Linked DNA regions of Homo sapiens: region 1 is linked to region 2. The links are chromatin contacts, found by Hi-C or POLR2A ChIA-PET in ENCODE. All regions are on one chromosome and are shown on one strand. The core of a region is the stretch at or near the end of the contact, and the rest is flanking DNA. Distances in the headings are between cores, read along the strand shown. Region 1 overlaps SIPA1L1 (signal induced proliferation associated 1 like 1). Region 2 has its middle 110 kb from the start of SIPA1L1.

Region 1 (5,558 bases), core at 181-2,680, 330 kb before region 2:
CATTTGGGTCTTTATTTACTTATCCTTAAAGAGGAATTGTTATAGATATAATAAACATTAGAATCCTTACATTAGTCAATTATTCTAAAAATGAAACATGCCCTCTTGGTTAATGTACTCATCCATAGGCAGAACTTAACATTTAATAAATGATCCAATAAAGGAACTAACTTAACCTCACATGGAGCAGCAAATTATTCTCACCAGAAGGAGAGAGAAAAAATTATCTTCCATATAGCATAAATAAGTTCTTCTTCTTTTTTTTTTTAAAGATGGAGTTTCGCTCTGTCACCCAGGCTGGAGAATCTTGGCTCACTGCAACCTCCACCTCCCGAGTTCAAGCAATTCTCCTGCTTCAGCCTCCTGAGTAGCTGAGACTACAGGTGTGTGCCACCACGTCTGGCTAATTTTTTTTCTTTTTAGTAGAGTTGGGGTTTCACCATGTTGGCCAGGCTGGTCTCAAACTCCTGACCTCAGGCAATCCGCCTACTTGGACCTCCCAAAGTGCTGGGATTACAGGCCTGAGCCACCCTGCCCAGCCAGCATGAATAAGTTCTGATTAATGCGTTACAGCTTGGCTTTCTTTTCACTGTATATTTGAGTACTTTTTTAAAACACTACATGATTTTGCCCTAATTTCAAACAATGTCATGTCTAAATAACCATCTCTCTTGGAGGAGGAAAATTCTGTTCTAACAAGAGTCAGAATGTTTTCAGCAGTGAAACTGCTTCCCTTGTCACTGTATTCTTTTTCTCATTCAGCAAAGACATCACTTCCAAGACAAATGACACAACCTTTTTTTTGTTTGTCCTAGCTATAACACAGCACTTTTTATTTAGTTTTAAAATTTTTTAAATTTTATTTTTCGTAGAGATGCGGTCTTGCTATATTGCCCAGGCTGCTCTTGAGCTCCTGGCTTCAAACAATTCTCCCACCTCAGCCTCCCAAGGTGCTGGGATTACAGACATGAGCCACCACCAGGCTTAGCTGTACTTTAAAAAATCCAAAATTCCTAAAAACAAATTCTGTGAATCAGTTCTATCAGCCTTTGATGGTATTTTGATTTCAGTATGCACTGGAAATGAAGGAATGGACATGAATTCAGAAATGTCCCTCTAATCATGCAGTCTCACAACAGAGGCAGGATCAGCCCCGCTCTTCCCCTCAGAGGAACTAGCTGCTGACAGCAAGTGATTAGTGTTCTGAAACAATTCCAAGGGGCTTGTCAATGTAAACTATCGGCTGCTATAAGAAATGTCAAATCTCCATGATAAGGTATTTTTAGAGCTCCCCACCAGAGTCAACACAGGTTTACTATAAAATGCGAGAGAGCATTTCTGATGAGGAGTTGCTGCCAGTGCCGAAGCATTTCTCAGCCTGCTTCCAAATGTGGATGGCATCGTCCCACTGGATGAGGCGCCTGCTCAGATAATGTCTTGCACAGAGGCAGGCAGCTTCTCTTCACCCTTAGGGTGTTGCTGACAATATAGACAATAGTTCTGCTTTCTAGCTACAGTAATAGATTTAATTACTTGGCTATTTTGGGAGATCGAGGAAGGAAATGCCCCCCTCCCCAACTCTTCCTGCACATTATATTTCCTGTAGTCCAGGTCACACATCTCTCCATGGGAAGAGCTCTTCAAATCAACATATACAAATTGAAAAGCCTGAGGGCAATGAGTTAAATCACAAAACAAAAAGCATTATTCTATATAAAAGCTCGACAAAGGCTACAAAATCCATCTGTCAGAGAAACAGTCCTCTCTGAATAAGAAGTTAGATTCAGACTCTCTGGTCAGTTATTTCTCATGTGGCCAAGAACTTCATGGTCACTGCCAAAAGAAATTTACTGCCATACATAAAGGGCAGTGATTCTTCAACTTCTAAATATTATGAAATACCAGCAACTCATTTTAATGCAATATATGTCATATTTGTTCAATGTGCAAATAGTTTTCCATTGGAAAAGTTCCAAGCTGGCCTAATCGAGAAGTAGCTATTCTCTGGAAACAGTATTGTCAAAAGCAGCCATTTCACCAATGGAGATCATGTAGTGAATAGAGAATATTTACACTAGGCCACACAAGCAAAGAGTAATATAGTAAAGACAATATTCTCCTCCATTTCTGACACTTCTACAGCTTATGAGAGAGTGTTTTTATATTCATTATCTCATTTTGGAAAACGGGCCAAGGAGCAGGAAGGACTGTAGAGAGCATCCTTGAATGGAGTGTGCACTGACTGTCCTCCAAACAGACCACATGGCTTTATAAAGGTCACAGGAAAAACAATGCGGCTCTCTGCTCTTGGAGGAAAAAACGAAGGAAATCAAAATGAGTGCATCTTCCCTTGTGCTGAAAAACAGTTGAGAAATACTAAGAAGCTACTTTGTAGACCACTGTGTTCTCCCAGATTTGAAAGCAACCCTGTATGACTGCAGTTAATGATGTGCACATTTAATAAACACCATCAAAACAAACAAACAAAAAACAGTCTGAAGAACAGACTGTAACTACTTAAGAAATCAGATTTTCTTTGTTTCTTTCTCTCCTTTTTCCTTTCTTCAGTCATTTATCAAGCACTGCAACAGAAATGGGACTACTTTGCCGTCTTGTATCCAGCAAACACCAGAAAACAGACACAAACTCCAAAAAGCACCATGACCCTGCATTTATCAAGCACTGCAACAGAAATGGGACTACTTTGCCGTCTTGTATCCAGCAAACACCAGAAAACAGACACAAACTCCAAAAAGCACCATGACCCTGCCGCTATTACAACCTTAGGAAGACAGTGAACTTGACAATGAAGCTTAGAGACCTGACTTGGCAATAAGGACAGAGAGATCTGAAACAGCAAACTAAAGAAGGCAGAAGAGACACACTCAGGAGTCCAGATCCCAATCTGCCAGACTACACACATTTAACCGCCTTCCTTGCAAAGGATGATGTCCCTGTGTACCAGGTGGAAGGATTATTCCTAAAGCAATTATTCCAAGCTGTGGCTCCATACCACCTCTAGAGGACTCCAAGAATCTCAAAGAATTTGGTAAAATTTCAGAACAAAATTTTATTTCGGCTAATTTATGGAAGACTGAAGAAAAAAAAAAGTAAGAATAGTTAGAAATCACCTCGCTGGGACCAATTCTTACCTTAAAACCTGAAGGGAAAATAACTTCTCACTCCTTTTGAGAAAAAGGGAGATCTTAGTGTATAACAGTAGGGAAGAAGATTCAATTATTAAAAATAAAAACTGTTCAAATTATTTCATAGCCTCTTCACAGAACTGATGAAGGAGGAATTCATCTGGTAAGAAATTAGAAAGGAGAGAGTGAATCTTTTTTTTCCCCCTGCAGTTAACAAATCAGCAAGTCAGTCAAACTCTTAACTGACTATGCATTATAAAAACAAACACTGACAAGCTAGCTATTGCTCAAATGCCATCCTCAGACCCTGATGAGAAAATGGCAGTTACCTGGTCCAATTCAGGGTCACACAGAAACAGCTAAAGGAACAGTGGCAGATTTTACTTTTTAAGACTACAAATTCCTCACCTGAACTCTTTTTCTCTCTCATTTTCTTCCCAAATCTGGCCCACAACTTCATTCTTTACCTGAACTTGATTTTTACTACCATCCTCCACTTAGAAGAAAGTAAAACTTCTCTGTCAAGGGAGAAAAAAAAAAAGAGAGAGAGAGAAAAGGAAATGAAGATGCAGGGGAAAAAAGATAGCCCACTCGCCCACACTGAAGGAATGAGAAGGAGGAATGGGAGGCCAACTGAAAATACTTTATCTAAATCCTCTGAAAAGAGATTACACTGGAATTGCTTATCTAAAATAAAAACCTATCAGTCTGTCTTCGTGTAGAAGTAGTAAACTTAGCCAGGATTGGTGGCTCATGCCTGTGATCCCAGCACTTTGGGAGGCTGAGGCGGTTGGATCACCTGAGGTCAGGAGTCCGAGACCAGCCTGGCCAATATGGTGAAACCCTGTCCCTACTAAAAAAAATACCAAAAATTAGCCGGGCCTGGTGGCACACGCCTGTAATCCCAGCTACTTGAGAGGTGGAGGTGGGAGAACCATTTGAACCCAAGAAGTGGAGGTTGCAGTGAGCCAAGATCGCGCCACTGCACTCCGGGCAACAGAGCTAGACTCTGTCTCAAAAAAATAAGTAAATAAATAAAAGAAATAGTAAACTTAATAGAATCAGCAGCCCAAGGATAAAGAGATCATGTTGTAACTTGGTAAGAATCCAAGAAGTAAATAAACAGGGATGTCACTACCATTAGGGCTGTGAATAGGTAACTGAAATAAATCTAATGAGAGCTGTGCAAGAAAACCAACCCATGCACAACCCTAACATTGTGCATAAGAAGACAAGAGTTCAGAACTATTGCATATGACCATACAAAATCTAAATATTCCATAAAAGAAAAACAGGCAAGAAAGAAACAACTGCTACTTATTAATATTTTTTAACAAGTTAAAATTTGCGTATCGCTTCCTTCAGGTATTTAAATGCTAAAATCTCAATGTGATGCTTAAAATTAAAAACACATTATAACGCCAGAGAATCAACATTTGAGCATTTTCCAACAATACAACATTATAATTTAAAACTTGGCAATATTCGCCTAATTTAAATCAGTCTCTCAATGGAAGGGACTGCAACTGCAGAAGTGAAATCCAGCAAGCTACTGTTGTATAACCAAAAGATCTTCCAAGACAGTGCTATGTTCTTGCTGCTGACATTAACAGCTGCTGAAACACATTCTTTTTAAAATCATTTTCTTCCAGGGGTGGAGTTTCCAAAAGAATTCCAGGCTAAAATCTAAATAGACACTGTTCCAAAACTGAATGATACCACAAAATGCAGACTTCCTTTAAAACAACTTTTACACTCTTTACTTGGAAGAGAGGGCAGAGGACAAAGCTCTCATCATTTGCTCTGTTTATACCACAATGGCTTCAAGACAACAAACTGTGGGGATCATCACTGACCAACTGGTTGAAGTACATTATTGCTCATAGAGAAAGCTTCTGTTAAGCATAGACACTTAAAAGAAGCCCATTGGAAGTTAAGAGGGTTGTGGCATACTAAGTTATCCTGAGCATCAGAGAAGGAAACCAACAAACAAGCACTCGGAAGCCATCAAAACAGCACAAAGGACAACTACTTTCATATCCAGGGAGATGACTGTTGCTTACATAAACCTTTGTAGTGTAATGATTTGAAAGCCAGACTCTTTTTTTTTTTTTTTTGAAAGCTATTGTAAATTGAAGGATGAGAGAATGTTAGTGGAATAATCAGAGATCTTAGCACAGAATTCCTTAGATTTTACAATGTAGCATTGTTAAGTTACGTGAAGCTGCCGTAGGATGGCAAGGCAACAGACAGAAGAAGAGGGACATCAGATAAGATGTAGCAGGGGACAGATACACTATGTTAAAAACCATTTTTAAAAATCTAGAAGGGACCAGGTGCAGTGGCCCATGCCTGTAATCCGTGCATTTTGCGAGGCCCAGATGGGCAGGTCACTTGAGGCCAGGAGTTTGA
Region 2 (5,076 bases), core at 1,111-3,610:
CATGGTCAAAAATGATCCCCGGCTTTTTCACGCTCCCAAGGCACGTGGCCCAGGTTTTTACTTGACCTGTATTTCACTCTGTCTAGTGCGTGATTTTTCTCAATACTTCAGCTAATTGTTTACACAACTCCTGACTCAGCAGATTATAAGCTCCATGAAGGCAGGGACTGATGGGGAACATAGTCAATAATTTTTCATTTTCAGTCATTTACTTAAATATTTATTGAGGTCACTAGGCACTGTGTTAAACTCCAGAAATATAGCAGCGAGCAACTCAGACAAAATCTCAGCTCTCTCACTTTGCTTTCTGGTGGGGAAGATAGATAGTAATGATAAAACATAACATAAACAGGAAAAATAAAAGACAGCAGGGCTCCTGTGTTGCACACCTGCAGGGGGCACTGTTTGCACCAATGTAATATTAATGGCTGTCTCTAATGTGCAAAGGCAGCGGCTCTGGGGATGCTATATCCCCAGGGTCTGGCCTAATGCTTGATATGTGGTAAGCATTCTGTAAATATTTATTCAAGAATAAGTGAATGAATAAATGAGTGGTCTTAGTGTGGTAAAGTCTTTTAATATCCAACTATATCCATGTTTCTCTCTTTTGGCATACACCTGCTGGCTCCTTGGAGTTAGTAAAGCCATGGGACTGATTCTGCCCAGTGAGATGTAAGCAGAAGTGTTGGAATTTACTTCTGGATGAGCACCTGACCACCTCCAGCTGTTTCTTCCCCTGCTGCAATGACTAGGGCAGCTGCAAGATAGTGGATTCTCCATTGCCCTGAGCCCCTGAGTGATTTTGTGGAGCAGAGCAGACCCTCATTGGATATGAAGCATTTGCAAGATGAGCCTTTGTTATGTTAAGGCCCCAAGACTGTGGGGTTGTTTGTTACCATGGCATAGCCCAACCCATTCTGACTGATGGTCTCACTCTCCTGTAAGCTATCTGAGGGTGGGGCCGTGGGGCTCAGCATAGGAGCAATCTGTAAATGTTCAAAAAGAATTGATAGAAGAAAGAGTAATTCACATTGATTAATAAATATTATCAGTCTCTTTTCCCTCTGCTTGAATTCCTCAGCTCTTAGGAAACAGGATGGCTAGATTGTTCATTTCCAATGGGTGGGTTTCCTTTTATCCCTAAAGCCCTCTCTGTGGCAGGTGAGGCAATGCTGCCCTTTTCCACACATGAAAAAAACACCAGTTTCTTTCCATGCGACTCAAACAATCTGGAGGAAGGACATAGGAAAACCCCCAGAGTTGGAGCAAATGGGGTCTTTGCCTACTCAAGCCTCTTCAGTGTGGCTTGCATGAAACAGAGAGATATTTGCAGCTGTACTGTGAATCCAGACAAGTACGGACAAAAATTCTCCATTCCCCACAGGGTGGAGAATACACTGCTATAGATCTCTTTCCTTAGACCAGGGGTCCTCAGACCGTGGCGTGCATCTGAGTCCCCTGGAGGGCTGATTCAAACAGATTGTCAGTGCCCACCCCAGAATCTGTGATGTAATTTGTTTGGAGTGGGGACTGGGAATGTGCATTTCTAATAAACTCTCTGATGAAGCTGATGCTACAAATCCAGGGACTATATTTGGAGAAACCATTGCATACGACTGATGTTCTCTCTGGCTTTCAAAGTCAAGAGTAAATGCAACACCTGTGAGACTAGCGCTATAACCTGTTATTAGTCATTAACAACATGGGATCAACTAATTTTTTTCAGATTACCCAGATGATAAGGGGAGACAAGATGGAGGAAATAAAAGTTTCAGGAAGGGGTGGGCCTGGGAAAGAATACAGTTTTGAGGACTGCTGCCCAGAGGAGGGACTGACGATGTCTTAAAAGAAGGTCCTGGGGTTGAGAGCCAGAAGGAACCAGGGGCCAATATGGGTGCAGAGGTGGCCGTGGAAAGACAAATTTGAGGGCTTATCCTTGCATAGTGAAAAGAGGGCCTGGACTTGGAGTCCAAAATCCTGCAGGCCTTTCCCATGAGACCTTGTAGCTGCTGGCAGCAGCTGAGGTGAGCCACTTTGTTAAGTTGTTAAGCAGACTTAACAGCTCTTGTAGGGAGAGCGTGCCAGGGTTAACTCAGCCTCCAGCCTTAACCTCTTTTGCACGAGGAGGTAGGTAAGCCTTTCCCAGGACCCCATGCCCAGTGCACTGTCTGCATCGAGCCTGTGTTCCAGCATCTTCCTGCTGGCTTATTATCAGTGGTCCCCAGCAGAACAGAGTTGTGCTGTGCCAAGGGTTAGCGTAGGTGGCTGTGACTCACTCAGCCTCCTGGGGAAGCAGATGCTGCCACTGTAACCAGCGCTGCCAGGGAAACAGGCTAAATAAATCCCAGATCCTTGTAGAGGGCAGAGAACAAGCTGCCTGCAGCCAGTGAGCCAGCAGCTCTGGTTCTGTTCAGGTTCAGCCACTGCAACAGCCTGTGTCCAGCTCTCAGCTTCGGGACTAACTGGGGACTGGGATTGAGAACAGAAACAACAGAGCCTTGTGCAGAGGCTGGAGCATGTGACGAGAGGTGATGTATTAGTCCGTTTTCATGCTGCTGATAAGACGTCCTCGAGACTGGGTAATTTATAAAGAAAAAGAGGTTTAATGGACTCACAGTTCCACATGGCTGGGGAGGCCTCACAATCATGGCGGAAGGCAAGGGAAGAACAAAGGCAGGTCTTACATGGTGGCAGGCAAAGTGAGAACGAGAACCAAGTGAAAGGGGTTTCCCCTTATAAAACCATCAGATCTCGTGATACTTATTCACTACCAAGAGAACAGTATGGGGGAAACCATGCCCATGATTCATTTATCTCCCACTGGGTCCCTCCTACAAAATGTGGGAATTATGGGAGCTAACGATGAGATTTGGGTGGGGACACAGCCAAACCATATCAAGTGATCAGAAGGCTGTGTCTGATGATGGGTGCCCATGCACAGCTGCAGCACCCATGCTAAGCCTTAGTCACTAGGCTGATGAGTTCACACAGATCCCTCTCTGAAAATCTGTGATATTTGTGCTTACTGTTGGGTTGGGGAGAAGAGATGAGAAACTCAACTCTTTTTTTTTTAAGACAGGGTCTCACTCTGTCACCCAGGCTGGAGTGCATTGGTGCGATCTTGACTCACTGCAACCTCTGCTTCCTTGGTTCAAGCTATTCTCATGCCTCAGCTTCCTAAGTAGCTGGGACTATAGGCACGGGACACCACATCTGGCTAATTTTTGCATTTCTTGGTAGAGATGGGATTTCACCATGTTGGCCAGGCTGGTCTTGAACTCCTGATCTCAAGTGATTCACCCGCCTTGGCCTCCCAAAGTGCTGGGATTACAGACGTGAGCCACTGTGCCTGGCCAAGAAACTCACTCTTGATTCTCTTCTCCTTCCTATTTGGAAAGGAGCAGCTCCCTCACTAGACAATGTGAAGCTGCCCTCTATTCCAAATGGCCAGAAATCGACCCCCTGAGAAGTGTCTGCTTTGTCATAAACCAAGAAGAGGAAACTGAGGCCAGAAGATGCAATGACCTAGCCAAAGCCCCACAGAGGCTTTTAGAGGCAGCGTCAGGCTGGGCTCCTGGTATCCTGGACACAGAGCCTCATCATTTCCCACTGGACACTGCACCCCATGGAAACAATTGTATGGACCTTAGGGAATTTGCTTTACCATGAATATCTGCTCTTACAGGCAGTGGGTGGTGCCATTAGTAACATACACTGCTTTTTCCATGAGCAGCAGGGAGTCTCTAGCCAACTTTCTCCAACTTCATCAACTCCTAATCCAGGCTAATGAGTCCCTGGCTCTACCAGTGAGATAGTGGAAATCCCAAGAGTTTTTAGGTTTGCCTAACATCCTATCATTGCAAGGTCAGGAACAGAACCAGAGGTGGGCCTCCTGGGTTTTCAAACCAGCCCTCCTGAGGTAGTGAATGTCCAAACTCATCAGTCTCACCTGATGATTCTCAGGTAATTTCCCTAGAAGTCCCCACTCCCTATTCCCAGACAAGGCTCACAACATGGCCCAGTGGTATTAGCACATTTTTATGGCCCCAGGTTTCCCTGAGGTAGGAGGCAAGACTTGACTCTGGAGGCTCGGCTCAGACACTGGACCAGGTTGAGGACTAGCTAAAACAGGGAGGAGGCGAAAGCACCTCTCCATAAGACACATCCACCAGCATGCCATGTCAGTTTACCATTGCCATGGCTACACCAGGAAGTTACCAGCCCTTCCATGGTAATGACCTGACAACCCATAAGTTACCACTCTTTTTCTAGAAATTTCTGCATAATCTTCCCCTTAATTTGCATATTATTAAAAGTGGGTATACACATGACTGCAGAACTGCCTCTGAGCTGCCATTCTGGGTGCACTGCCCTGCCTAGGGGTAGCCCTGCTCTCCTGCTGCTGCACACTGCTGCTTCAATCAAAGTTGCTGTCTAACACCACTGGCTCACCCTAGAATTCTTTCCTGGATGAAACTAAGAACCCTCCTGGGTTAAGCCCCAACTTAGGGGCTCATCTGCCCTGCATTACTCCCAGGCTCCCAGCAGCCACCTCAAGCCTTCCTTGCTTCTCAAGCCCCACAGAGGGGGCTGTGAGGGACCTTCTCTCTCTACCTTCCTCTTAGATTTCACAGGAGGAATAAGGGCCACTGGATGGGCCTCACTGTCCTTCCTGACCTTGCCTTCCTGTCTCCTGTTTAAGGAAAATCCCTTTTCCTGCATCCTGATCCCTTCCCTCCCTGCCATATCTTTGCTCCATAAATTATCTCCCCTCTCCTAATTATTCAACATCCTCCTTTCTACAAGTTCCTCCTCCTCAGCCTGTAAACTTGTTTATGTCTCTCCCACATAAAAGAAAAAAACCAGCTACATCAAATGCGCATTCCTCCCTGGTGACTCTCCTTCTCTACCTGAAACGCCTCTTATCAGAGTAACCTGCACTTTTTGCCTCCCCTTTCTTTCCTCTCAATGGGTCCCAATCTCTTTCTGTAACTTGCTGTGTAAGCTTGGGCAAGTGACTTAACCTCTCTGAGCCTCTCAGTGTATTCATCCATAAAATGAAAATAATCATACTTT

The links. A loop is a pair of places that touch in the nucleus more often than their neighbours do. ChIA-PET counts read pairs that join two places held with the same protein, here RNA polymerase II (POLR2A). Pooled maps may share reads with other maps.
Region 1: POLR2A ChIA-PET joins it to region 2 with 10 read pairs in BJ. The contact joins two enhancer-like sites. A Hi-C loop is called at or near these places in 3 of 50 pooled maps. POLR2A ChIA-PET finds 5 or more read pairs at or near these places in 2 of 52 experiments (BJ and Panc1).

Annotation. Positions count from the first base shown.
Region 1 is chr14:71,535,828-71,541,385 of GRCh38, reverse strand. The region is part of intron 4 of SIPA1L1 (signal induced proliferation associated 1 like 1); the gene reads right to left. Among named protein-coding and RNA genes, the nearest start is that of SNORD56B, 140 kb to the right of the region's middle. Within about 2 kb of position 1,430, at least 4 of the 41 ENCODE cell types and tissues checked have a DNase peak (open chromatin) inside an H3K27ac peak, as active enhancers do.
Region 2 is chr14:71,204,220-71,209,295 of GRCh38, reverse strand. No RefSeq gene overlaps it. Among named protein-coding and RNA genes, the nearest start is that of SIPA1L1, 110 kb to the left of the region's middle. Within about 2 kb of position 2,360, at least 6 of the 41 ENCODE cell types and tissues checked have a DNase peak (open chromatin) inside an H3K27ac peak, as active enhancers do.